Regions from separate parts of the Homo sapiens genome. Here region 2 is linked to region 1. A link is an interaction called in ENCODE POLR2A ChIA-PET data of the cell type or tissue named here. Cell type or tissue: HepG2. All regions are shown on one strand. Each heading gives the region's core, and the rest is flanking DNA. Links, peaks and the distances in the headings are about the cores only.

Region 1 (16,532 bases), core at 5,357-10,356:
TCCCCTGTGATTCTGGGTTCCACCCGGCCCTCGGTCTGGGTCTCACACACTTTTGGTCCAAGTGCCAACCTGTTTGGGTTGCTCTGTGATTAGCAGATGATGACCCCAAGGTCCCATCTAGCCCACCACCTGTGTTTCGGCTTTCAAGCTCGGAATGTTTTATTTATCTTTTAAAACTGTGATAAAATATACATAACAGACAGGGCACAGTGGCTCACACCTGCAATTCCAGCACTTTGGGAGGCTGAGACGAGCGGATCATTTGAGGCCAGGAGTTCAAGACCAGCCTGGACAACACGATGAAACTCTGTTTCTACTAAAAATACAAAAATTAGCTGGGTGTGGTGGCAGGTGTCTGTAATCCCAGCTACTCGGGAGGTTGAGGCAGTAGTATCACTTGAAGCCGGGAGGCAGAGTTGCAGTGAGCTGAGATTGCGCCACTGCACTCCAGCCTGGGTGACAAAGACTCAGACTCAAAAAAAAAAGTATATATATACACACACACACATACACACACACACACACACATACACACACACATACACACACACATATATACACAGATACACACACAAACACACACACACATATATATATGTATACACATAACAGAAAATTGACCATTTTAACCATTTAAAAAAATAGATGGCGTCTCTCTTTGTCATCTAGGCTGGAGTGCAGTGGCACAATCATAGTTCACTACAGCCTCAACCTCCTGGGCCCAAGCCACCCTCCTGCCTCAGCCTCCCGAGTAGCTGGGACCACAGGTGTGCACCACCATGACTGCCTAATTCTTTTTCTTTTCATAGAGATGGGGTCTCCCTATGTTGCCTGGGCTGGCCTTTTTACATTTTATAAAATTTGGGAGAATATTAAAAGAAAAATATTTTGTGACATGTGAAAGCTCTAGGAAATTCAAATTTTGGTGTCCATAAATAAAGTTAATGGCACATGCCTGTGCCCATTTGTCACATCTCATCTTAAGGCTGCTTTGGGGACACAAAGGCAGAGTTCAGTGGTTGCAACACAGACCTTATGGCTTGCAAAGCCCGCTCTTTGCAGGAACACTTTGCCCAGCCTGCAATTCCTCCTCGTTTCACCAGCCCCCTCCAACTCTGCCGAGCCACCTTCATCTTGCCCGGGGAATCAACCCGAGCCATCTACTTTCTCCCCTGGCCCAACAGCTCATTCTCCACCCGTCAGCCAGAGGGACCTTCTGAAACATCACGGGATCGAGGGAGAGGCCTCAGGATATGGCCTCTGGGACATCACCTTCTGTCACTCCTTTCCCTCGGCCCCAGCCCAGGGGCCTATTGTCACTGTTCCTCAGACCCACTGGGTCTTTCTGGACTCACATGTGTGTGTCCACTGAACCCCCACGCTGGGCCTGCAAACTTTACTCGGGGTGGCACGTTCAGATCCCAGCTCAGATGTCACAACTGCAGAGAGGCCACCCTTGGAAGATGCTTCTCTTAGTTCAAGATTTCTGAGCCACATGTCAGTAGGGATACATGCCTCCCTCCCCACTGCACCCATCCATGACAACCAAAAATATCCCAGACATTGTGAGAACCAGGGCAGTACTCACCTTGTTTTTATAAAAGCAGCTTAATATTTAATAAATTAATTAATTTAATTAATATTAATAATTTTATTTTTTGAGACGGAGTTTTGCTCTTGTTGCCCAGGCTGGAGTGCAATAGTGCAATCTCAGCTTACTGCAACCTCCGTCTCCCCGGTTCAAGCCATTCTCTTGCCTCAGCCTCCAGAGTAGCTGGGATTACAGGCATGCGCCACCACGTCCAGCTAATTTTGTATTTTTAGTAGAGACAGGGTTTCACTACGTTGGTCAGGCTGGTTTCGATCTCCTGACCTCAAGTGATCCATCCGTCTCCACTTCCCAAAGTGCTGGGATTACAGGCATGAGCCACAGTGCCTGGCCTTGAAGATGGGTGATTTGTAAAGAAACAAAATGTATTTGTTAATTTCTGGAAGCAGGGAAGTCCAAGGTCAAGGGACAGTTCTGGTGAGAGTCTTCCTCCTGGTGGGGACTTTCTGGAGAGGAGTCTGGGCATGCTAACTTGCTATCTCAGATCTTTCTTCTTCTTTCAACTCTTTCTTTCTTAATTTTTTTTTTTCAGAGACAGAGTCTCACTATGTTGCCCAGGCTGGTCTTGAACTCCTGGGCTCAAGGGATCCACTCGCTTTGGCTTCCCAAAGTGCTGGGATTACAGGCATGAGCCACCGAGCCTGGCCCCAGTCATAACATAATCTAATCATAATCTAATCTAATCATGATTTTAAAGGTCTCACTTCTCAATGCTGCCACATTGAGGATTAAGTCTCTCTTTTCTTTCTTCCTTCCCTTCTTTCTCTTTCTTTCTTTCTCTTTCTTTTTCTTTCTTTCTCTCTGTCTTTCTCTTTCTTTCTTTCTCTCTTTCTTTCTCTTTCTTTCTCTCTTTCTTTCTTTCTGATGGAGTCTCGCTCTGTCGCCAGGCTGGAGTGCAGTGGCGCGATCTCGGCTCACTACAACCTCCGTCTCCTGGGTTCAAGCGATTTTCCTGCCTCATCCTCTGAGTAGCTAGGATTACAGGCACCTGCCACCACACCCAGCTAATTTTTGTATTTTTAGTAGAGACGGGATTTCACCACATTGGCCAGGCTGGTCTCGATCTCCTGACCTGGTGTTCTGTCCACCTTGGCCTCCCAAAGTGCTGGGATTACAGGCATGAGCCATCGTGCCCAGCATTTTTTTTTCTTTTTTTTTTGAGGCAGAGTCTCTCTCCGTTCCCCAGGCTCGAGTGCCGTGGCATGAGCCTGGCTCACTGCAATTTCTGCCTCCCGGGTTCAAGTGATTCTCCTGCCTCAGCCTCCTGAGTAGCTGGGATTATAGGCACACGCTACCATGCCCGGCTAATTTTTTGTGTTTTTTAGTAGAGATGGGGATCTCACCATGTTGCCCAGGCTGATCTCAAACTCCTGAGCTCAGATGATTTGCCTGCCTCGGCCTCCCAAAGTGCTGGGATTACAGGCATGAGTCACCGTGCCCAGCCCTCCTTGACTTTTGGAGTGGACAAACATTCAAACAGTAGCAGCGTGTAACATTGACTCATATACAAATCACATCAAATCAAATTACAAAGTCACCAACCATGAGTCATCTGGATACATGGGAAATACAGTATTGGGTGCTGTAACTTCCTATCCTCAGCACCACTGACATTCGGGGCTGGATTATTCTCTTTGTGGGGCCATCCTGCGCCCAGTAGGCTGCAGAGCAGCATCCCTGGCCTCCACCCACCAGATGCCAGTAACATCCCCTCCCCAGATTTTCTACAACAACCAAAAATGTCTCCAGACATTGCCTGGTGTCAGCAGTTAAAATTACCCCCCAGTTGACCAATCTCACTTGCCTATTTTTGATGGGAGGTAGAGGAGGGAGCAGAGGCCGGGTGCAGCACTTTGGGTGCCTGTAATCCCAGTACTTTGGGAGGCCAAGGTGGGCGGATCACCTGAGGTTAGGAGTTCAAGGCCAACCTGGCCAACATGGTGAAACCCTGTCTCTACTGAAAATACAAAAATTACCTGGATGTGGTGGTTCACGCCTGTAATCCCAGCACTTTGGGAGGCCGAGGCAGGCAATCATGAGGTCAGGAGATCAAGACCATCCTGGCTAACATGGTGAAACCCCGTGTCTACTAAACACACACACACACACACACACACACACACAAACAAAATTAGCTGGGCATAGTGGTGCGCACATGTAGTCCCAGCTACTCAGGAGGCTGAGGCAGGAGAATCACTTGAACCCGGGAAGTAGGTAGAGGTTGCAGTGAGCCAAGATTGCGCCGTTGCACTCCAGCCTGAGTGATAGAGTGAAACTCCATCTCAAAAAAAATAGTAATTAAAAAAAGTAAAAAATAAAGGCTGGGCGCGGTGGCTCACGCCTGTAATCCCAGCACTTTGGGAGGCCGAGGCGGGTGGATCACGAGGTCAGGAGATCAAGACCATCCTGGCTAACATGGTGAAACCTCGACTCTACTAAAGAATACAAAAAATTAGCCATGCATAGTGGCGGGCGCCTGTAGTCCCAGCTACTCGAGAGGCTGAGGCAGGAGAGTGGCATGAACCCGGGAGGCAGAGCTTGCAGTGAGCCAAGATTGTGCCACTGCACTCCAGCCTGGGCGACAGAGCGAGCCTCCATAAAAAAAAAAAAAAAGGAGCAGACATCCCCCTCCACACAAGAATAGACAAAACCCTGAGTGTGCCCAGGTGCAGAAGCTCACTCCTGCCATCTCACCACTTTGGCAGGCCGAGTTGGGAGGACTGCTTTAACCAAGGAGTTGGAGACCAGCCTGGGCAACATATTGAGACCCTGTCTCTATGAAAATATTAAAAATAAATTAGCCAGGTGGGCTGGGCATGATGGCTCACGCCTGTAATCCCAGCACTTTGGGAGGCCGAGGTGGGCAGATCACGAGGTCAAGAGTTTGAGACCAGCCTGGCCAACACGGTGAAACCCCGTCTCTACTAAGAATACAAAAATTAGCCAGGCGTGGTGGCAGGCGCCTGTAATCCCAGCCACTAGGGAGGCTGAGGCAGGATAATTGCTTGAGCCCGGGAGGCGGAGGTTGCAGTGAGCAGAGATCATGCCACTGCACTCCAGCCTGGGCGACAGAGCAAAGACTCTGTCTCAAAAAAATAAAATGAAATGAAATGAAATAAAAAACAAATTAGCCAGGTGTGGCAGCATGAACCTGTGTTCCCAGCTACTTGGGACGCTGAGGTGGGAGGATCACTTGAGCCCGGGAGATGGAGGCTTCAGTGAGCCATGAATCAGCACCACTGCACTCCAGCCTGGGTGACAAAGTGAGACCCTGTTTCAAAACAGAGAAACAAAGAAACCCTGATGGAGGCTGTCTCCAGGATGTCATTTCATACCCAGCATTGAACAGATTTTTCACCGCCCTCCCGTGAGGTGTGAATTACTCACCCCCGTTAGCAGATGGGTAAACTGAGGCTTGGTGAGGGAAGCCAGCCATCTGTCCCTCCGTTCTCTGCCCCCCATATTCCTGCCAAGGCTTTCCCCGAGCAGCAAAAATTACAGACCTGAGATCCCAAAATAGCTCCCAGGCAGGGACTGAACACAGAGGCCTGTGGTTCAGCCTCCAGAGAGGCAGGGATAAAATCAGAGATTCAAATCCAGTTGCCTGTAGATCGTAAACTTCAAAGAAGGCAGAGTGGTCTGTTCCCTGATGATGGGGGCATGAATGTGCTTCCCCACCGCATGGGGAAACTGCCACTAACATCTGATGGCGAAAGTCCAGATGAGCCCCTGACAGGGGACCAGTGAACCCCTGGGCTGTCCTACTGGGTGAGACAGAAAAAGGCCCCTGGAGACTTCTCCGGGAGCCCCAGAACCCTTGAAATGGCACTAAGGTGCAGCTCATTTCTAGGATGTGGCTCAGAGGCCATCTCCTCCAGGAAGTCTCTGGGAATGCATCTCATCTGCCCTCACATGGTCCCCTCTTCTGGCTCAGAAAAGGGTCTAAGCCATCCCTGGCCCTGCTGGCTCCGTGTCACCTGGCCCGATCAGACATTGGGCTTACTTGCAGATGTTTTTTTGAAAGAAAAAAGGAAAAGACATGGCAGTGAGGGAGCCCTGAGACAGAATGGAGGCTGGGGCCAGCGGGGCTCTGCAGATAAGAGATTTAAGGGAGTCATTTCTAGCTCCTCCTGCACATTGGGGTCCCTGCTCTGGGAAGATTTTAAGACATATAATCCCATCGCCTGAATCATAAGAGCACATTTGGCCGGGCGCAGTGGCTCACACCCGTAATCCCAGCACTTTGAGGGGCCGAGGCAGGAGGATTTCTTGAGGCTAGGAGTTTGAGACCAAACTGGGCAACACAGTGAGACCCCCTTTCTTTACAAAGAAATACATATTTTTTAAATTAGCAGGGCATGGTGGTGCACACCTGTAGTTCAGCTACTTGGGAGGCTGAGGCAGAAGGATCACTTGAGCCCAGGACCTGGAGACTAAGGTGAGCTATGTTTGTGTCACTGCACTCCATCCTGGGTGACACAGCAAGACTGTCTCTAAAAAAAAAAAGAGAGAGAGAGAGAGAGAGACTGGGCATGGTGGCTCCTGCCTGTAATCCCAGCACTTTGGGAGGCTGAGGTGGGTGGTCAGGAGCTTAAGACCAGCCTGGCCAACATGGTGAAACCCCGTCTCTACTAAAAATAAAAAAATTAGCCAGGCGTGGTGGCAGGCAGCTGTAATCCCAGCTACTCGGGAGACTGAGGCAGGAGAATCACTTGAACCCAGGAGGTGGAGTTTGCAGTGAGCCCAGATTGTGCCACTGCACTCCAGCCTGGGTGACAGAATGAGACTCCATCTCAAAAAAAAAAAAAAAAAAAAAAAAAGAAAGAAAGAAAGAAAGAAAGAAAGAAAAAGAAAAAGAAAAAAATAAGACTACAGTTAACATCCCCAGTAACTGGACAAGCCAATGTCAGGTGCCTCCCGATACGACGCACCAGGGAAGATCCACTATTGCTTCTGTGGATCCTGCCCCAAATTCACACCCTCTACCTGGTCACAGGGAACCATCAGGCCAGCACCCTGGGATATGTTCCACAAAACAACTGACTTCAACTCCACCAAAATGTCCATGTCGTGAAAGGCTGGGAAAGACTGCAGCATGGTTCCTGATGAAAGGTAGTGAACGAAACAGAAGCCCCAGGGGCAATGTGTGAGTCTGGATCGGATCCTAAGTGAAAAAGGAAAAAGTGGCCATAAAGGTTGTTACTGGGGAAGCTGGGGAAATTTGACTATAGTGAGCTGGGTGGCAGATGGCGGTGGTCTTCCTGAGGCCCAGCCTCAGTATCCCCATTCTGCCTACAGATGGCAGATTCAGATCTGAGAATGCTAAATTGTTGCTTTAAGCCCACCAGCTGGTCACTGGCAGGCCAGGGAGGATTTAGACCCAGAGCCTCTGTTCTTACCACTCCCCAAGTTACATGCCGTTTTTGTTTTGTTTTGTTTTCTTTTCTTTTTTTTTGAGATGGAGTATCGCTCTGTTGCCCAGGCTGGAGTGCAGTGGTACAATCTCGGCTTACTGCAACCTCTGCCTCCCAGGTTCAAGCGATTCTTCTGCCTCAGCCTCCCGAGTAGCTGGGACTACAGGCACCTGCCACGATGCCCGGCTAATTTTTGCATTTTTAGTAGAGACGGGGTTTCATCATGTTGGCCAGGCTGGTCTCAAACTCCTGACCTTGTGATCCTCCCACCTCGGCCTCCCAAAGTGCTGGGATGACAGTCATGAGCCACCGTGCCTGGCTTTTTTTTTTTTTAAGAAATTCATACAATATAAAATTACCCATTTTAAAGTCAGCAGGCTGTGCACAGTGGCTCACGCCTGTAATCCCAGCACTTTAGAATCTGCCCCGAGGCAGGCAGATCACCTGAGGTCAGGAGTTCGAGACCAGCCTGGCCAATGTGGTGAAACCCTGTCTCTACTAAAAATACAAAAAATTAGCCGGGTGTGGTGGCGGGTGCCTGTAATCTCAGCTACTCGGGAGGCTGAGGCAGGAGAATCACTTGAACCTGGGAGGCAGAGGTTGCAGTGAGCCGAGACTGCATCATTGCACTCCAGCCTAGGCGACAAGAGCAAGACTCTGTCCCAAAAAATAAAATAAAAATAAAAACAAAAATAAATAAAGTGAGTAATTCAGAGGTATTTAGTACACTCAGAATATTGTGTAACCACCACCTCTATCTAATTCCAAAATACTTTCATCCCTGCCAAAAGCAGGCCTTGTCCCCATCAGCAATCACTCCCCACTCCCCCACAGCCGGTGGCAACCATGCTTCCTCTTCTTCCTCTTTCTGTCTCTGTGGATTTGCCTGTTCTGGGCATTTCATATCAATGGAATCTCACACTACGCGGCCTTGGTGTCTGGCTTCTCTCATTTGGCGTTATGTTTTCGAGCTCATCCTCCTTGTAGAATGGATCAGTGCTTCTTTCCTTTCTATATCTGATTAAGTACATTACTTTTTTTGTTTGTTTTTGGGACAGAGTCTCACTCTGTCTCCAGGCTGGAGTGCAGTGGCAAAATCTTGGCTCACTGCAACCTCTGCCTCCCAGGTTCAAGCGATTCTCCTGCCTCAGCCTCCTGAGTAGCTGGGACTACAGGCGAGCGCCACCACGCCCGGCTGATTTTTGTATTTTTAGTAGAGGTGGGGTTTCACCCTGTTGGCAAGGATGGTCTTGACTTCTTGACCTCGTGATCCACCCACCTCTGCCTCACAAACTGCTGGGATTACAGGCGTGAGCCACCGCGCCTGGCCAAGTACATTACTTTTTAAAAATCAAGGCTTTAGGCTGGGTGCGGTGGCTCACGCCTGTAATCCTAGCACTTTGGGAGGCTGAGGCAGGAGGATGCCTTGAGGTCAGGAGTTGGAGACCAGCCTGGGCAAACACAGCAAGACCCCCATCTCGACAAAAAATAAAAAATAAAATTAGCCAAATGTGGTGGTGCATGCCTGTAGTCCCAGCTACTTAGGAGGCTGAGGTAGGAGGATCACTCAAGCCCAGGAGTTGGAGGCTGTGGTGAGCCATGATCGTGCCACTGTACTCCAGCCTAAGCAACAGAGCTCTCCCTCTGTCTCTTAAAAAAAAAAAAAAATCAGGCTGGGCATGGTGGCCCACAGTGCCTGTAATCTCAGCACTTTGGAAGGCCGAGGCGGGTGGATCACCTGAGGTCAGGAGTTCGAGACCAGCCCGACCAACATGGTGAAACCCTGTCTCTACTAAAAATACAAAAAATTAGCCAGGAGTGGTGGTGGGCGCCTGTAATCCCAGCTACTTGGGAGGCTGGGGCAGGAGAATCGCTTGAACTTGGGAGGCGGAGGTTGCAGTGAGCTGAGATTGCGCCGTTGCACTCCAGCCTGGGTGACAATAGAGAGACTCCGTCTCAAAAAAAAAAAAAAAATTAGGGCTTTGCTTATAGAAATGCAAAATGCTATATTTGGCAAACATCAAGTGATGTTTGTTTGGTTTGTTGTTGTTTTTTTTAAATCCACTCCACAAATAGCTCCAAATTGGCTCATGCTACCAAACATCACAAGTCCCAGCGCTTTGCCACAAGCCCAGGGGCCTCCTGTGAAGGAGTCCTGGGCTCGGACAGGGCCCTGTGGGAATCACGTTTTAATTAAAAAGTCATACAATGACAGGCTCCCAAGCAGCATAGGCCTGAGCCTGGCGGGGCGAGAGCCATGCTTGACATTCCAGGCTGGCCTCCTTGGAGCCCCGGCAGCCGCAGAAGTCCCCAAGCCGAGCCAGGAATAGTTCTGCCTTTTATTTGGAAAAAGAATTACAGGGCGAGTGGCCCAGCCCCGGGTTTGCTGCTTCGAAGCCGTATTTTTGAACACGACCCTAACCACACACTTGCATTGGATAGTTCGTTCCAGGCTAAATGCTGTCAGCTGCCTAAACACTCAGCTCGCAGCTCTAAACACAGGTTCTTTTTTCTTCTTGTTTGAAGGTCTATCCGTCTATTTTTGTGCAAAAACATATTTAAAATCTTGCTGGCTCAGGAGGCCCTAGCAGCTGCCAAGGCCGCCTTCTCTCTCCTCCCCCTATGTGAATCTCAATTAGACCTGCCTTGTTCTTGTGAATTTTCCTAGGTAGGGGAGTCACCTCTTGGTTCCCCAAATTTGCCCCCAGCCCATTGAGTGTGAACCTCTAGGATTGATAGCCCCGCTGGCCATGCTGAGACAGGTGGGTTCCTAGAGGCAGAATTGGGTGTTGCTACCAGGAAAAGCAAGATGCATGATGGGAAAGAAAAGGATCCAGTGGTCACAGTGGTTAAGCCAAGATTTGAACTTGGGTCCTAGTTAGTTGAAAGCCATAAGGGTTCAAAACTACTGAGCCATTGCTGGTGGGAATGTCAAATGATGCTGTCGTTGAAGCCTGGTAGGTCCTCAAAAAGTTAAACACAGGCTGGGTGCAGTGGCTCACACCTGTAATCCTAGCACTTCAGGAGGTTGAGGCAGGAGGATTGCTTGAGCTTAGGAGTTCGAGACCAGCATGGGCAACATGGTGAAACCCTGTCTCTATGAAAAGCATAAAAAAATTAGCCAGGCGAGGTGATGCACCTGTATTCCCAGCTACTTGGGAGGCTGAGGGAGTAGGATCAGCTGAACCCAGGAGGTTGAGGCCATGGTGAGCTGTGATTGAGCCACTGCACTTCAGCCTGGGCAATAGAGTGAGACCTTGTCTCAAAAAAAAAAAAAAGTTAAACACAGAATTGCCATAAATATGGCCCAGCAATTCCACTCCTAGGTATATCCCCAGAAGAGTGGAAACAGGTGTTCAAATAAATCCCTGGACATGAATATTCATAGCAGCATTATTCACAATAGCCAAAAAGTGGGAGCAATGCAGATGTCTATTAAAGGGTGAATGGACCAGCAAAACATGGCCCATCCGTGCAAGGGAATATTATTCAGCCTTAAAAAGGAATGAAGGGCCAGCATGGTGGTTCACGCCTGTCATCCCAGCAGTTTGAGAGGCTGAGGTGGGCAGATCACCTGAGGTCAGGAGTTCGAGACCAGCCTGGCCAGCATGACGAAACCCTGTCTCTACTAAAAATAAAAAAATCAGCCAGACGTGGTGGCAGCTACCTATAATCCCAGCTACTCAGGAGGCTGAGACACAAGAATCGCTTGAACCCGGAGGTGGAAGTTGCAGTGAGCCGAGATCGTGCCACTGCAATCCAGCCCGGGTGACAGAGCGAGACGTTGTCTCAAAAAAAAAAAAAAAATAGCCGGGCACGGTGGCTCACACCTGTAATCCCAGCACTTTGGGAGGCCAAGGCGGGCAGATCACAAGGTCAGGAGTTCGAGACAAGCCTGACCAACATAGTGAAACCCTGTCTCTACTAAAAATACAAAAATTAGCCCAGCATGGCGGTATGCGCCTGTAGTCCTAGCTACTGGGGAGGCTGAGGCAGGAGAATCGCTTGAACCAGTGAGGTGGAGGTTGTGGTGAGCCGAGATCGCACCACTACACTCCAGTCTCCAGTACTCCAGCCTGGGTGAGACTGGAGTGAGACTGGGCACGACTGGAGTGAGACTGGGTGAGACTCCATCTCAAAAAAAAAAAAAAAAAAAAAGAAAGGAAAGTGGGAGGTGTCTAGATCTCTCCCCAAGCAGAGAATTTATTTGAGGTTTCAGGGTGTATTTTGAAAGCTCACAAGAAATTTTCCTTCTCTTCCTGAACGTTTTCTTGTCAGCTTTGCTATAAGACCACATGCAATCTTTCCTTTTTTGTTTTTGTTTTGTTTTGAGATAGGATCTCTACACTGCCTGGGTTGGAGTGCAGCAGCCCAATCACGGCTCACTGCAGCCTCAACTTCCTAGGCTCAAACGATCCTCACATCTCAGCCTCCCAAGTAGCTGGGACTACAGGCACGCGCCACCACGCCTGGCTAATTTCTTTTTATGTTTTGTAGAGACGAGGTCTTTCTATGTTGCCCAAGCTGGTCTCAAGCTCCTGGCCTTCTAAAGTGGTGAGATTACAGATGTGATCTTGTACCACTGCACCAGGCCTTTTTTTTCTTTTTTTAAGAGATGGGGTCTCACTCTGCTGCCCAGGCCAGATTCAAGCTCTCAGGCTCAAGTGATCCTCCTGCCTCAGCCTACTGAGTAGCTGGGACTATAGGCACACACCACCACGTCCAGCTAATTTTTGTATTTTTTGTAGAGAGGGGTTTTTGCCATGTTGCACAGGCTGGTCTGGAACTCCAGAACTCAAGCGATCCTCCTGCCTGGGCCTCCCAAAGTGCTGGGATTGCAGGCATGCACCACTGCACCTGGCCTAGGCCTTTGTTTTTTAAGAGATGTGGTCTTGGCTGGGCGCGGTGGCTCACTCCTGTAATCCCAGCACTTTGGGAGGCTGAGGTGGGTGGATAATTTGAGGTCAGGAGTTCGAGACCAGCCTGACCAACATGGTGAAACCCCGTCTCTACTAAAAATACAAAAATTGCCCAGGCATGGTAGCGTATGCCTGCAATCCCAGCTACTTGGGAGGCTGAGGCAGGAGAATCGCTTGAACCTGAGAGGTGGAGGTTGCAGTGAGCTGAGATTGTGCACTCCAGCTTGGGGGACAGAGCAGGACTCTGTCTCAAAAAAAAAAAAAAAAAAAAAAAAAAAAAGAGATGAGGTCTCCCTATGCTGCCCAGGCTGGATTCAAACTCTCAGCCTCAAGCGATCTTCTTGCCTTGGCCTCCCGAGTAGCTGGGACTACAGGTGTGTGCTGCTGCTCCCAGCTCTCCCTCTGAACCTGGCACACAATTCCCCAGACACACTTTGCTCACTATTGAACAAATTGTCCCAGCTGGGTGCAGTGGCTCACGCCTGTAATCCCAGCACTTTGGGAGGCCAAGGCGGGCAGATCACCTGAGGTCGGGAGTTCGAGAACAGCCTGACCAACATGGAGAAACCCCGTCTCTACTAAATATACAAAATTAGCTGGGCGTGGTGGTGGGTGCCTATAATCCCAGCTACTCGGGAGGCTGAGGCAGCAGAATCGCTTGAACCTTAGACAGGGAGGTGGCAGTGAGCCGAGTTACGCCATTGCACTCCAGCCTGGGCAATAAGAGCGAAACTCTGTCTCAAAACAAAACAAAACAAAACAAAACAGTCCCTGAGCCACTCCTGTGCCCCTGAGACAGGCACAGTCTCTGTCCTCATGTAGCTCTCAGGTTAGATGCAAGCAGTAGACTGGCAAACAGTCATCAATAGAGCTCTGGGACTGCTTATTGGCTGGACATGGTGGCTCACGCCTGTAATCCCAGGACTTTGGGAGGCCGAGGCATGTGGATCACCTGAGGTCAGGAGTTCAAGACCAGGCTAGCCAACATGGTGAAACCTCGTCTCTACTAAAAATACAAGAATTAGCTGGGCGTGGTGGCGGGCGCCTGTAATCCCAGCCACTTGGGATTCTCCTGAGGCAGGAGAATCACTTGAACCCGGGAGGCAGAGATTGCAGTGAGCCGAGATCACGCCACTGCATTTCAGCCTGGGCAACAGAGTAAGACTGTCTCAAAAAATAATAATAAAAATAAAAATAATAAACAAATAAATAAAGCTCTAGGTACTGAGGTTCCAGGGCAAAAAATGAATTGAGGCGAGGGGAAAAGAGGGCCCATTGGTGCATTTAGCTGGGGGAGTCAGGGAGGGTTTTTCCCAGGAGGAGAGAGAGGCCAGTGGCAACCTCCAGGAAGATTCTAGAAGGTGCCCCCAGCAGGGGGGGGGGATGGACAGTGCAAAGGCCCTGAGCCTCGCAGCCATCCTGCGAGGTTGATATTTTTAGTCCCATTGCTCAGGCGGATAAACTAAGGCTCACTTCTTGAAGGAGCTCCAGAGAGTCAATGGCTAAGCTGGGCTCCGATCCTGGCTTTTGGAGGAGGGTCCTCTCCCAGTCCTGCCTACATGGGCAGCTCACGAGGAAGCCAGGTGGGTAGGGGGATGCAGGCAAGGCGGACGAGGGAGCCGGGGAAGCCAGGCGCCAGGCAGACGGGCTGGTGGGTGGGCGGAGGAAGTGGCTTAGCAGGTAGACAGGTAGCAAAGGCGCAGAAACCCCAGTGTGGGCGGGTGGGGGGCCCAGCTCCTGTTGCCACATCTGAGGGGCAGCCCCTGGCACCTTTCCTGCTGGGAGAAGCGGAGGAGCAGCTGGGTGGTTGCGGCTCCCAGCAGGAGCTCACCTGGTCATGGCTTAGGTGACAAGGAGCTCAGTACCTACCTCCTTCAGCCGCTGCCCAAAATGCCTTCTATCCAGAGGTTCAGAGCTGCCTCCTGGGTTTCCCGGTGCTAAAGTGAAAAAGGCCTTCTTGATCTTCTTTTGTCTGTTTTGTTTTTTAACAGTTTTGTTGAGATATAATGCATCGACCACACAATTCACTCATTTAAAGTGTCCAGCTCAGCCGGGCGTGGTGGCTCATGCCTGTAATCCCAGCACTTTGGGAGGTTGAGGCGGGAGGATCCCTTGAGGCCAGGAGTTCAAGACCAGCCTGGGCAACACAGTGAGACCCCATCTCTATAAAAAAAAAAAAAAAAAAGCAAGCAAGCAAGCAAGCAAGAAAATTAGCCAGACATGGTGGTGCACCCCTGTAGTCCCAGCTACTCAGGAGGCTGAGGTGGGAGGATTGCTTGAGCCTGGAAGGTTGAGACTGCGGTGAACTGAGATTGCACCACTGCACTACAGCCTGGGTGACAAAGTGAGACCCTGTCTCAAAATAATAATAATAATAATAATAACAAAGATTCCAATTCAATGGGTTTTAGGGTATTCACAGAGTTCTGCAACCATCACCACTCCATTTGGGAACATTTTATTTTATTATTTATTTATTTATTTATTTTTGGCATGGTGTCTCTCTCTGTCGCCCAGGCTGGAGTGCATTGGTGCAATCTTGGCCCACTGCAGCCTCTGCCTCCCAGGTTCAAGCAATCCTCCTGCCTCAGCCTCCCAAGTAGCTGGGATTACAGGCATGTGCCACCATGTCCAGCTAATTTTTGTAATTTTAGTAGAGACATGGTTTAGCCATGTTGGCCAGGCTGGTCTCGAACTCCTGGCCTCAAGTGATCCACCTGCCTCGGCCTCCCAAAGTGCTGGGATTACAGGTGTGAGCCACCGTGCCCGGCCTGTTTGAGAACATTTTAATCACCTCAAAAGGAAACCCCTTCCCCTTTAGCTATCAACCTCCATCCTGTTCCCATCCCAGCCCCCAGCCTTAAGCAACTACTAATCAGCTTTCTGGCTCTACGCATTCCCTGGCATTGCCAGGCCCTCCTCCTCCCATCCAACCTGCTTGTGGCTTCTCCCCAGCGTCCCCTCCTGAATGGTGTCACTGAATCCTCACACCATCCCCATTTCACAGATGAGAAAACTGAAGCTGGGAGTAGAACCAGGATTCAAACTTCACCCTGGCTCTTAACCTCCCCACTCCCCAGCTTAAACCCTGCCAAATCCCTATTGCTCTTCAGATAAGCCCCAGCTCATTAATTAACCTGACTTTGCCAGAAGCTCTTTTTTTTTTTTTTTTTTTTTTACTTTTTTGAGACAGGGTCTGGCTCTGTCACCCAGGCTGGAGTGCAGTGGTGTGATCCTGGCTCACTGTAACCTCCACCTCTCAAGGTCAAGTGCAAACAATTCTCCCACCTCAGCCTCCCAAGTAGCTGAGACTATAGGCACGCACCCTGCCTGGCTAATTTTTTTTTTTTCTTTGTAGAGATGGGGTTTCGCCATGTTGGCCAGGCTGGTCTTGAACTTCTGGACTCAAGCGATCCTCCCACCTCAGCCTCCCAAAGTGCTGGGATTATAGGCATGAGCCCCTGCCCCCAGCCTGTCACAAGGTTCTTATCTCCAAACCTCTGCCCATGCAGGTTCTTCCACCTGCAATGCCTACCCCATCTTCTGCAACTAACCCTCCCTCGCTCCCTTCCAGCATCCCTTCCTCCAGGAAGTCTTCCCAGAAGCCCCTCGACCCAGCCCTGCTTCCCCCCTCCCCAATGCCCTGACCCCTGGGCTGCAAGACCGGGATACATCAAATGGAGAATCTCTGAAAACAAGGCCCGTAAACAAGTTGTCGGGCGCCTTGAAGGCCCTTATCAGCAGGGATCGCGATGAGGGGGCCTGATAAACAAGCTGCTTTGTGCCAAGCACCCTGCGATGACATGGCTGGCTCTTCTGAGAAGTGCACGGAGGGGCCCCGAAACCACCGCGTCCCGCCACTGATAGCAGATAACAGCACCCTAAGTTGTGGTTTTTTAAGACACCAAACTGGTGGCACCAGGTCAGGAGAGCAGGGTGAGAACAAAACAGTATCAGGACCCGGCTGCGGTCAGGGGCAGAGGACAGTGCGTGTGTGCTTGGGGGAAGGAAATTGGGGACCCCAAAGCTGCTCAGAGGGATGTGGGGGCCCCCAGGGCTGGACAATAGACCTGGTGGGTTGTTATGATGCGCCGCGGGGCTTTTTCTGTCCATTTCACAGATAGGGAAACTGAGGCCTCGTTGGTCCCTGTGCCCCTCCCTAGGTCTGGCCTGGGCGAGTGGGTGTCCGTTGCCAGATGGATCCTAAACACCCTTTATTTCATAGACGGGGGCTGGGGGTATTGAAGTGAGCCCCTGTCAGGCCTGGAGTTACTGGGGAGCTTGCAGAAAGCTCAGGTTTCCCTGTCCAGGTTGGTGGCCTCTTTGTATCACAGTCAAGTCACCATGAAGCAACAGCACGTCGTGGGCAGCACGGTCTTTGTGGCTGGCAGGAGGTGGCCAGGGACTCAGTCCCTGGGGCGGCCAACTCAGTTCTGCCTTACAGGAGACAGAGCCTCCACGCAGTTCCCAAATGCATCCATGCTGTTCCATGCAGTTTCACACTGTTCCATCTTCCACAGGAAGGTCTGCAAAGACCTGAATTCCTTGCACCCTGGGGTCTCCATTTGAAGGCCTGAAGCACCAAAGGTA
Region 2 (9,929 bases), core at 1-5,000, 980 kb before region 1:
TTTTTTTTTTTTTTTTTTTTTGAGACAGAGTTTCACTTTTGTCGCCCAGGCTAGAGTCCAATGGTCCGATCTCGGCTCACTGCAACCTCTGCCTCCCGGGTTCAAGGGATTCTCCTGCCTCAGCCTCCCGAGTAGCTGGGATTACAGGCTCCCACTACCACACCCGGCTAATTTTGAATTTTTAGTAGAGACGGGGTTTCTCCATATTGGTCAGGCTGGTCTCGAACTCCTGACCTCAGGTGATCCACTTGCCTCGGCCTCCCAAAGTGCTGGGATTACAGGCGTTAGGCACTGCGCCCGGCCGCAGCTAATTTTTTATGAAGACGGATTCTCGGCCAGGCGCGGTGGCTCACGCCTGTAATCCCAGCACTTTGGGAGGCCGAGGTGGGCAGATCACAAGGTCAGGAGATCGAGACCATCCTGGCTAACACGGTGAAACCTCGTCTCTACTAAAAATCCAAAAAAAAAAAAAAAAATTAGCCGGGCGTGGTGGCAAGCGCCTGTAGTCCTACCTTCTTGGGAGGCTGAGACAGGAGAATGGCGTGAACCCGAGAGGTGGAGCTTGCAGTGAGCCGAGGTTATGCCACTGCACTCCAGCCTGGGCGACAGAGCAAGACTGCGTCTCAAAAAAAAAAAAAAAAAAGACGGATTCTCACTCTGTTGCCTATGCTGGTCTCAAACTTCTGGCTTCAAGCAATCCTCCCACCTCAGCCTCCCAAAGTGCTGGGGTTACAGGCATGCATCACCGCACCTGGCCACCATGTGGTCTTGATGGAAGGTGGTGCCTAGTGGGGTATGTTGGTGTGACAGGGACCACCAAAGATGGCATAGATTCCATCGTGGCCAGTGAGATGGAAGGTGATGGACCCTACCAGGATTGGCATGAACTTAACCCACCTATGCCTGCCAGTGTTGACATAGGCACCTTTTCTGTTTTCTATAGCCCTGAAGGCAGCAGTGTGGATAAGCCCACCCCACAGGAAGTGGCTTTCCAGCTCCGAAGCTATGTCCAGCGTCTCCAGGAGCGCCGTTCTCTAATGAAGATTCTCTCAGAGCCTGGCCCCACCTTGGCACCCATGCCCACTGTGCCCCGTGCAGAAGCCATGGTGCAGGCCATTCTGGGGACCCAGGCTGGCCCAGCTCTTCCCCGACTGGAGAAGACACAAATTCAGCAGGACCTGGTGGCCGCAAGGGTACAAATGGGCTGTGGCCACTGTGTCAGTCTTTCTTGGTGGGACAAAATCCTTTACTGAGGTCGGGGGACCAAGGAGCAAAGGAGAATTCTGCTGGGCTGAGTGCAGGCATTGTGAAGGGAGAATTGGAGCTGGGGTTTTGAGGGATTAATAGGAGTTTGTTTTCTGGGGTTCAGTTTCTCATTAGACTACAAATCTGGCTCTCCAAAATGCCCTTCCTATGGGAAGAGATGGGAGCAAAGAACACAATCTTGGGTTTGTAGCTTGGCATGAAAAACTTGAGGTTCTGGAGTTAGAGAAACTCCAGAAGCTTTGACAGAACTAATACTTGACCTATGTAAGCTACTTGCCCCTCTAGGAAATGCCATTTCTACAGCTGTAGCTTTTATGGGAGGAAGATATTTCCACCTCACAAGAACATGGTGAATGGTGAAGGTCCTAGTTTGTTTGTTTGTTTGTTTGTTTTTTGAGACGGAGTCTTGCTCTCACCCAGGCTGGAGTGCTGTGGCGCTATCTTGGCTCACTGCAGCCTCTGCCCCACTGCCGGGTTCAAGTGATTCTCCTGCCTCAGCCTCCCAAGTAGCTGGGATTACGGGTGTGCACCACCACACCTGGCTAATTTTTGTATTTTTAATGGAGACGGGTTTTCACCATGTTGGCCAGGCTCGTCTCGAACTCCTGACCTCAGGTAATCCACCCACTTTGGCCTCCCAAAGTGCTGGGATTACAGGCATGAGCCACTGCGCCTGGCCAAAAGTCACAGTTTTTGTCTGAATAGTCCTCAGTGGGTGCCTCTTGGGGCCTCAGTTTCCCTGCAGTTGACCGTAGAAGCATAAATTCTCTCCCCTCTCCTTGGTCCCACAGGAGGCCCTGGCGGACCTGATGCTTCGGCTGCAGCTGGTGCGGCGTGAGAAGCGGGGCCTAGAGCTGCGGGAGGCTGCCCTCCGAGCCCTGGGTCCAGCTCACGTGCTCCTGCTGGAGCAGCTGCGGTGGGAACGGGCAGAGCTCCAGGCTGGTGGGGCAAACAGCAGTGGCGGACATAGCAGCGGAGGTGGCAGCAGCGGGGACGAGGAAGAGTGGTATCAGGTGAGCTGCCCTGCCTGAACCTGGTAGGGGAGTAGCTTACTAATGAGAACATAGCCCTTGTCAATCACAGCCTTTTTTTTTTTGTTTTTTTTGAGACGGAGTTTGGCTCTTGTTGCCCAGGCTGGAATGCAATGTTGCAATCTCGGCTCACCACAACCTCCGCCTCCCAGGTTCAAGAGATTCTCCTGTCTCAGCCTCCTGAGTAGCTGGGATTACAGACACGCACCACCACATCTAGCTATTTTTTGTATGTTTTGTAGAGATGCAGTTTTGTAGAGTTGCAGTTCACCATGTTAGCCAGGCTGCTCTCGAACTCCTGGCCTCAAATGTTTCGCCTGCCTCCACCTCCCAAAGTGCTGAGATTACAGGCATGAGTCGCCGCACCTGTCCTTAATGCAGCTCTTTAAATCATCTCTCCTACCTCCAAGCCTTTGTATATTCTGTGTCCCTGCCAGGAACACCGGTCACTTCCCTCTTTGTGTCATAAAGTCCTCGACCTCCTGTAGATCTCAGCTTAGACATCACCTCCTCAAGGAAGCCCTCCTGGAGTGACTTCAGATGCGGTTTCCTGTTATTTATTTCCCTTATCACAGTGGTCCCAGCTACTCGGGTGGCTGAGGTGGGAGGATCACTTGAACCCGGAGTTGGAGGCTTCAGCGAGCCACGATTATGTCATTTCACTCCAGCCTGGGCCACACAGCGAGACCTCATCTCTTTTTTTTTTTTTTGAGACAGAGTTTTGCTCTTGTTGCCCAGGCTGGAGTGCAATGGCCCGATCTTGGCTTACCACAACCTCCACCTCCTGGGTTCAAGTGATTCTCCTGCCTCAGCCTCCTGAGTAGCTGGGACTACAGGCACGCGCCACCACGCCCGGCTAATTTTTGTATTTTTAGTGTAGATGAGGTTTCCCCATGTTACTAAGGCTGGTCTCGAACTCTGAACCTCAGGTGATGCGCCCGCCTCAGCCTCCCAAAGTGTTGGGATTACAGGCTTGAGCCACTGCACCCGGCTTATTTATTATTATTTTTTATTTTTTTTGAGGCAGAGTGTCGCTCTGTAGCCCAGGCTGGAGTGCAGTGGTGCAATCTCGGCTCACTGCAAGCTCCGCCTCCCGGGTTCACGCCATTCTCCTGCCTCCGCCTGCCGAGTAGCTGGGACTACAGGCGCCCGCCACCACACCCGGCTAATTTTTTTTGTATTTTTTTAGTAGAGACGGGGTTTCATTGTGTTAGCCAAGATGGTCTCGATCTCCTGACCTTGTGATCCACCTGCCTCAGCCTCCCAAAGTGCTGGGATTACAGGCGTGAGCCACCGTGCCTGGCCAATTTTTGTATTTTTTAGTAGAGATGGGGTTTCACCATGTTGGCCAGGCTGGTGTAGAACTCCTGACCTCAGGTGATCTGCCCACCTCAGCCTCCCAAAGTACTGGGATTACAGCCATGAGCCACAGCGCCTGGCCTTTAATTTTTTTTTTCTTTTTTTTTTTTTTTGGGAAACGGATCTTGCTCTGTCACCCAGGCTGGAGTGCAGTGGTGCGATCTTGGCTCACTGCAATCTCTGCGTCCCAGGTTCAAGCGATTCTCCTGCTTTGGCTTCCCGAGTAGCTGGAATTACAGGCGTGCACCACCACACCCAGCTAATTTTTGTATTTTTAGTAGTGACAGGGTTTCACCATGTTGGCCAGGCTGCTCTCAAACTCCTGACCTCAGGCTGATCCGCCCGTCTCGGCCTCCCAAAGTGCTGGGATTACAGACGTGAGCCACCACGTCCAGCCTAATTTTTAAAAAATTATTATTGGCCAGGCACGGTGGCTCACACCTGTAATCCCAGCACTTTGGGAGGCCGAGGCGGGTGGATCATGAGGTCAGGAGTTCAAGACCAGCCTGGCCAACATGGTGAAACCCTGTCTCTACTAAAAATACAAAAAAATTAGCTGGGCATGGTGGCACGTGCCTGTAATCCCAGCTACTCCAGAGGCTGAGACAGAGAATTGCTTAAACCTGGAGGGGTGGAGGTTGCAGTGAGCCGAGATTGCGCCACTGCACTCCAGCCTGGGCGACGAGACTCCGTCTCAAAAAAAAAAAAAGAAAAAAAAATTATTACTGTCCGGGCACGATGGCTCATGCCTGTAATCCCAGCCTGTAATCTTAGCACTTTGGGAGGCCGAGTTGGGCGGATCACGAGGTCAGGAGATCGAGACCATCCTCGCTAACACGGTGAAACCCTGTCTCTACTAAAAATACAAAAAATTAGCTGGGGATGGTGGCGGGCGCCTGTAGTCCCAGCTACTCGGGAGGCTGAGGCAGGAGAATGGCGTGAACCCGGGAGGCAGAGCTGGCAGTGAGCTGAGATCACGCCAGTGCACTCTAGCCTGGGCGACAGAGCGAGACTCTTCTCAAAAAAAAAATTATTATTATTTCAAACAAGGATTAGACAGGAGGAAGGACTTCCAGTGGATCTCTAGTTTTTGTTTTTGTTTTTTTGTTGTTTTTTTTTTTGAGACAGAGTCTCACTGTGTTGCTCAGGCTAGAGTGCAGTGCTGCGATCCCAGCTTACTCCAACCTCTGCCTCCCAGCTTCAAGTGATTCTCCTGCCTCAGCCGCCCAGTTAGTTGGGACTCCAGGTGCCCGCCACCATGCCTGGCTAATTTTTTTTTTTGAGACCGTATCTTACTCTGTTGCCCAGGCTGGAGTGCAGTGGCATGATCTTGGCTCACTGCAACCTCCGCCTCCCAAGTTCAAGCGATTCTCCTGCCTTAGCCTCCCAAGTAGCTGGAATTACAGGGGTCTGCCACCATGCCAGACTAATTTTTATATTTTTAGTAGAGACAGGGTTTCACCATGTTGACCAGGCTGGTCTTGAACGCCTGACCTCAAGTGATCCACCCGTCTTGGCCTCCCAAAGTGCTGGGATTACAGGCATGAGCTACCACACCTGGCCCCTAAATTTTATTTTTAGAGATGAGGTTCGAGACCAGCCTGGCCAACATGGTGAAACTCCGTCTCTACTAAAAATACGAAAAGTAGCCGGGTCTGGTGGCATGTGTCTGTAATCCCAACTACTTGGGAGGCTGAGGCAGGAGAATCGCTTGAACCTGGGAGGCGGAGGTTGCTGTCAGCCAAGATCGTGCCACTGTACTCCAGCCTGGGTGGCAGAGTGAGACTCTGTCTCAAAAAAAATTTTTTTTAATTAAATAGGATATTTCCCTTATCAGAGTATAATTTTGCTCTTATTGGTATATCGAACCAGATGTGGGTCTCTGAGAGCACAGCAGCTGCCACTGTCTGGGCAGCTCCAATGTCCAGTGTGGGCCAAGCACGGACTTGGCCTAGGTTAATGTCACTTTCTTGTCTTCTGCCTCCCTTAGGGCCTTCCTGCTGTCCCTGGTGGCACCAGTGGCATTGATGGTGGCCAGGTGGGCAGAGCCTGGGACCCAGAGAAGTTAGCCCAGGAACTGGCAGCATCGCTCACCAGGTGTGTGCCTGGGTCCTGGGCTGTGCGGGGGGTGGGCAGGCAGCCTATGTGAGAGCCCCCGGGGGTGTCGTCTGCAGTAGAAGCTAAGGTGTACCCCGGTGTACAGGTGTGTTTACATGACAATACTGTGGGCAGGTGGGTAGGAGGAGACCTGGGAAACAGGATCGGCTGGGGCTGTGAGCCCCCTCTCTTCTCCTTCGCAACAGGACACTGGACCTGCAGGAGCAGCTGCAGTCTCTGCGCAGGGAGCTGGAACAGGTGGCTCAGAAGGGGCGAGCCAGACGGTCTCAGAGTGCCGAGCTGAACAGGGATTTATGCAAAGCCCACAGGTAGGACTGTTCTGCATCCCCCCAATCCCCCTGGCACCATCCCCCACCAGGATATCAGAAGTATCCCTGGCTGTCTCTGGGCCTTAGCATTCCCCACTGCCCCAAGATAGGCAGTAACGGTCAGGTGTGGTGGCTCACACCTGTAATCCCAGCATGTTGGGAGGCTGAGGCCAGCAGATCACTTGAGGTCAGGAGTTTGAGACCAGCCTGGCCAACGTGGTGAAACCCCATCTCTACTAAAAATACAAAAATTAGCTAGGCGTCTTTGCACGTGCCTGTAATTCCAGCTACTTGAGAGACAGGAGAATTGCTTAAACCCAGGAGGTGGAGGTTGTGGTGAGCAGAGATCACACCACTGCACTCCAGCTTGGGTGACAGAGCAAGACTCTGTCTAAAAAAAAAAAAAAAAAAACAACAGGCTGGGCCAGGCGCAGTGGCTCACGCCTGAAATCCCAGCACTTTGGGAGGCCAAGGTGGGCAGATCACCTGAGGTCGGGAGTTCGAGACCAGCCTGACCAACATGGAGAAACCCCATCTCTACTAAAAATACAAAATTAGCCAGGCGTGGTGGCGCATGCCTGTGATCCCAGCTACTCGGTAGGCTGAGGCAGGAGAATCGCTTGAACCCGGGAGGCAGAGGTTGCAGTGAGCCGAGATTGTGCCATTGCACTCCAGCCTGGGCAACAAGAGCGAAACCCCATCTCAAAAAACAACAACAAGAAAAAACAGGCTGGGCATGGTGGCTCACGCCTGTAATCCCAGCACTTTGGGAGGCTGAGGCAGGCGGATCACCTGAGGTCAGGAGTTCAAGACCAGTCTGGGCAACATGGTCAAACCCTGTCTCTATTAAAAAATACAAAAAAATTAGCTGGGCGTGGTGGTGGGCGCCTGTAATCCCAGCTACTTGGGAGGCTAAGGCAGGAGAATCACTTGAACCCTCGAGGCAGAGGTTGTAGTGAGGGGAGATCTTACCATTGCACTCCAGCCTGGGTGACAAGCGCGAAATTCTGTCTCAAACAACAACAACAACAACAACAAAAGACCAGCTAGCTGGGACCCTTGGAGACCCAATGTGAAAGAGCCCCCATTCTGGGAGTGGGAGTACACGGCCCTTGCCTTGGGTGGACTCGGGGGCTGTTTCCTGACCCAGCCACCCACCCCTTCCAGCGCCCTGGTCCTGGCCTTCCGAGGAGCCCACCGGAAGCAGGAAGAGCAACGCCGGAAGTTGGAGCAGCAGATGGCACTCATGGAGGCTCAGCAGGCCGAGGAGGTGGCGGTGCTCGAAGCCACTGCAAGGGCCCTGGGGAAGCCCAGGCCTCCCCTCCCGCCTCCCCAGCTTGGGGACACCTTTCTGTAGGCCCCTTACCCAGCCATGTCTGGACATGCCAGACAGCTGTGGCATGTCATAAACTGTCCTGGAGTGACATCATGTCATGTTGCATGATTTGGCATGTTGGGGCACATTTGGCGTGAGGGAAGCTGGTGCACATGGGTGTCCAGGGCCTGATGGGGTGTGGCCAGGCAATGAAGAAAGACTCAGGTGTCTTTGGCCTGGCACCAAGTGGAATGTGAACTTCATATCAGTGGGGTCAGGCCAGAAGCAACCTGGGCTATGGGACCAGGTCCCTGGGACTGACGCATTTCGGGGGTCCGTGAGGTTGCATAGCCACAGCTGAAGTTCCAACTGGCCTGTCTCCCGAAGCCCAGGGAGGGATTCATGGGGACTGGACAGAGCTTCTCCTGGCAGCCCCTTCCCAGGGAGATGCTGGGTTTGGCTGGCAGATTTTCCTGAAGGGGGCCGGGCTCAGTGGTGCACATCTGTAATCCCAGCATTTTGGGAGGCCAAGGTGGGTAGATCACTTGAGCCCAGGAGTTCAAGACCAGCCTGGGCAACATGGCAAAACCCCATTTCTACAAAAAAATACAAAAATTAGCCAGGCGTGGTGGCATGTGCCTATAAAGATATTTAGGAGGCTAAAGTGGGAGGGTAACTTGAGCTTGGGAAGTGGAGGTTGCAGTGAGCTGAGATCACGCCACTGCACTCCAGTCTGGGTCACAGAGTAAGACCTTGTCTCAAAAAAAAAAACAGGCCAGGCGTGGTGACTCATGCCTGTAATCCCAGCACTTTGGGAGGCTGAGGCGGGGAGGATCACCTGAGGTCAGGAGCTTGAGACCAGCTTGGCCAACATGGTGAAACCCCCGTCTCTACTAAAAATACAAAAATTGGCTGGGTGTTGTGGCACATGCCTGTAATCCCGGCTACTCGGGAGACTGAGGCAGGATAATTGCTTGAACCTGAGAGGCGGGGGTTGCAGTGAACCGAGATCGCGCCAACAACAAGATCGTGCCCGGGCAATAAGAGCAAAACTCTGTCTCTAAATAAATAAATAAAACACAAAACAAAACAAAAAGGAGGGAGACTGAAGCTGGAATGGTTCAGATTCAGGGTGTGGATGACGAGTTGCTACTAACTCAAAGCTAAGGTCAAGGGTTTCTGGACTCCATGTGGTCGAGCTTGCCTGTAATCCCAGTATCTCAGGAGGCCGAGGGAGGAGGACTGCTTGAGCCCAGGGGTTTAAGACCAGCCTAGGCAAAATAGGAGAGTCTGTCTCAAAAATAAATAAATAAAATAAGGTAAAGGGTTTCTGGGTGGGGGACAGGCATAGCAAAGGTAATAGTCTGGGACTCAGGGGGCGTTGTACTTCAAGAGAAACTCAGAATGAATGCCAATGGTGGCCAGTTCCAGCTTTCTCCTGGGGGCCCAGGAGCTGTGGGACGTGTCAGGTTAATAGCAGGCAATGAATTAGCATGTCATTTGCATAAGTCACATCTCCCTGCCCCTCCACACCAGGACTGGCTGAGTCTGGGAAAGGGGAGCTTGGAACGACCCAGCCAAGCTTGGATTAGTGGCCAGCTGTCCCCCTTCAGGGTGGCAGCTGAAACCCGAGACAGGGATTAGAAAGACTTTCATTCCCAGCCTTGGGGGCAGGTGCTCCAGGCCTCACCTGTGCAGGTGTGTTCACCGCCTCTCCCAGGGCAGGACCACGTCAGCCTGAGGTCAGCGCCAGTCAGCGGCCTGGACTTGAATCCAGTCAACCTGACCCCAGAAACAGAACAAGAAGTATGGTGGCGAGCACAGTCCCCTCCAGCGAGGGCTGGGGCTAGTCACCTTCCGACCCACACGCTGTCCCTGGACTTGGGCCAACTTTGAAGAAAGCAGGGAAATGGAGGCAGACCACCTTGCTCGTGTTGGGGTGGGGCAGAGAAGCTGAATTTCTTCCCTGTACCCTGCCGAGCCCCAGAGTCTAAGACCTGAGTTCCTGGTCCCACCAGGTTGCCTGTGGAGGGGCAAAGGGAGCCAAGGTCACATGTGGGAGGACGGAGACAGGTTCCCAGGCTGCCCCAGCAGGATCTGGCCATTCCCACGGGTGCCCCCTCAGCAGATGGGCCTAGGCCCCTTTGTCCCTGGTTTGCGGCCGCCGCAAGGTCAAATGTTACTGCAGGGCCGCGGGCAGGGGTCAGGGAGGCGGGGTAGAGCCTTGATCCACCCCCAGGCGGGCCCCAGGGGGCACAGGGGTGGCCAGGCTACTGGAAGGGGGTGGGGCAGCCTTTGGGACTGGAACTACTGGAGTTTCTGGGATCTGCGATGGTCTTTCTTCCCCCATCTCCCACCCAGCTCTCAGCTGCCTCGCAAGACTTGTCTCCCCCAAACCTAGTTCTTTGCTCCCTCCCCTTCACAATCCCCTCAAGATTCCTTGAGTCTTCTCTCCCTCTTCTTTTTTTTTTTTTTTTTGAGACAGGGTCTTGCTCACGCTGGAGTGGAGTGACGTGACGTGATTATAACCCA

Evidence for each region. Peaks named below come from ENCODE experiments on the same cell type or tissue, not always from the same donor. Only the 100,000 strongest peaks of a DNase experiment are listed, where the experiment ranks them.
Region 2: POLR2A ChIA-PET joins it to region 1 with 5 read pairs; 2 of 35 experiments call an interaction of 5 or more read pairs at or near these places.

What each region holds. Positions count from the first base shown.
Region 1 is chr19:16,265,970-16,282,501 of GRCh38, reverse strand. No RefSeq gene overlaps it. Among named protein-coding and RNA genes, the nearest start is that of KLF2-DT, 50 kb to the left of the region's middle. RefSeq lists a silencer at 7,828-8,028. In HepG2, for the core only: no CTCF peak of the experiment used is centred there; no DNase peak of the experiment used is centred there; H3K27me3 peaks cover 574 bases.
Region 2 is chr19:17,247,735-17,257,663 of GRCh38, reverse strand. It overlaps USHBP1 (USH1 protein network component harmonin binding protein 1), which reads left to right. Exons shown (of 13, transcript NM_031941.4): 9 at 944-1,193; 10 at 2,058-2,279; 11 at 5,647-5,753; 12 at 5,960-6,082; 13 at 7,250-8,493. The coding sequence ends at 7,439. Among named protein-coding and RNA genes, the nearest start is that of NR2F6, 6.8 kb to the right of the region's middle. RefSeq lists enhancers at 7,964-8,912, 8,913-9,862. In HepG2, for the core only: no CTCF peak of the experiment used is centred there; a DNase peak (open chromatin) is centred at 2,283.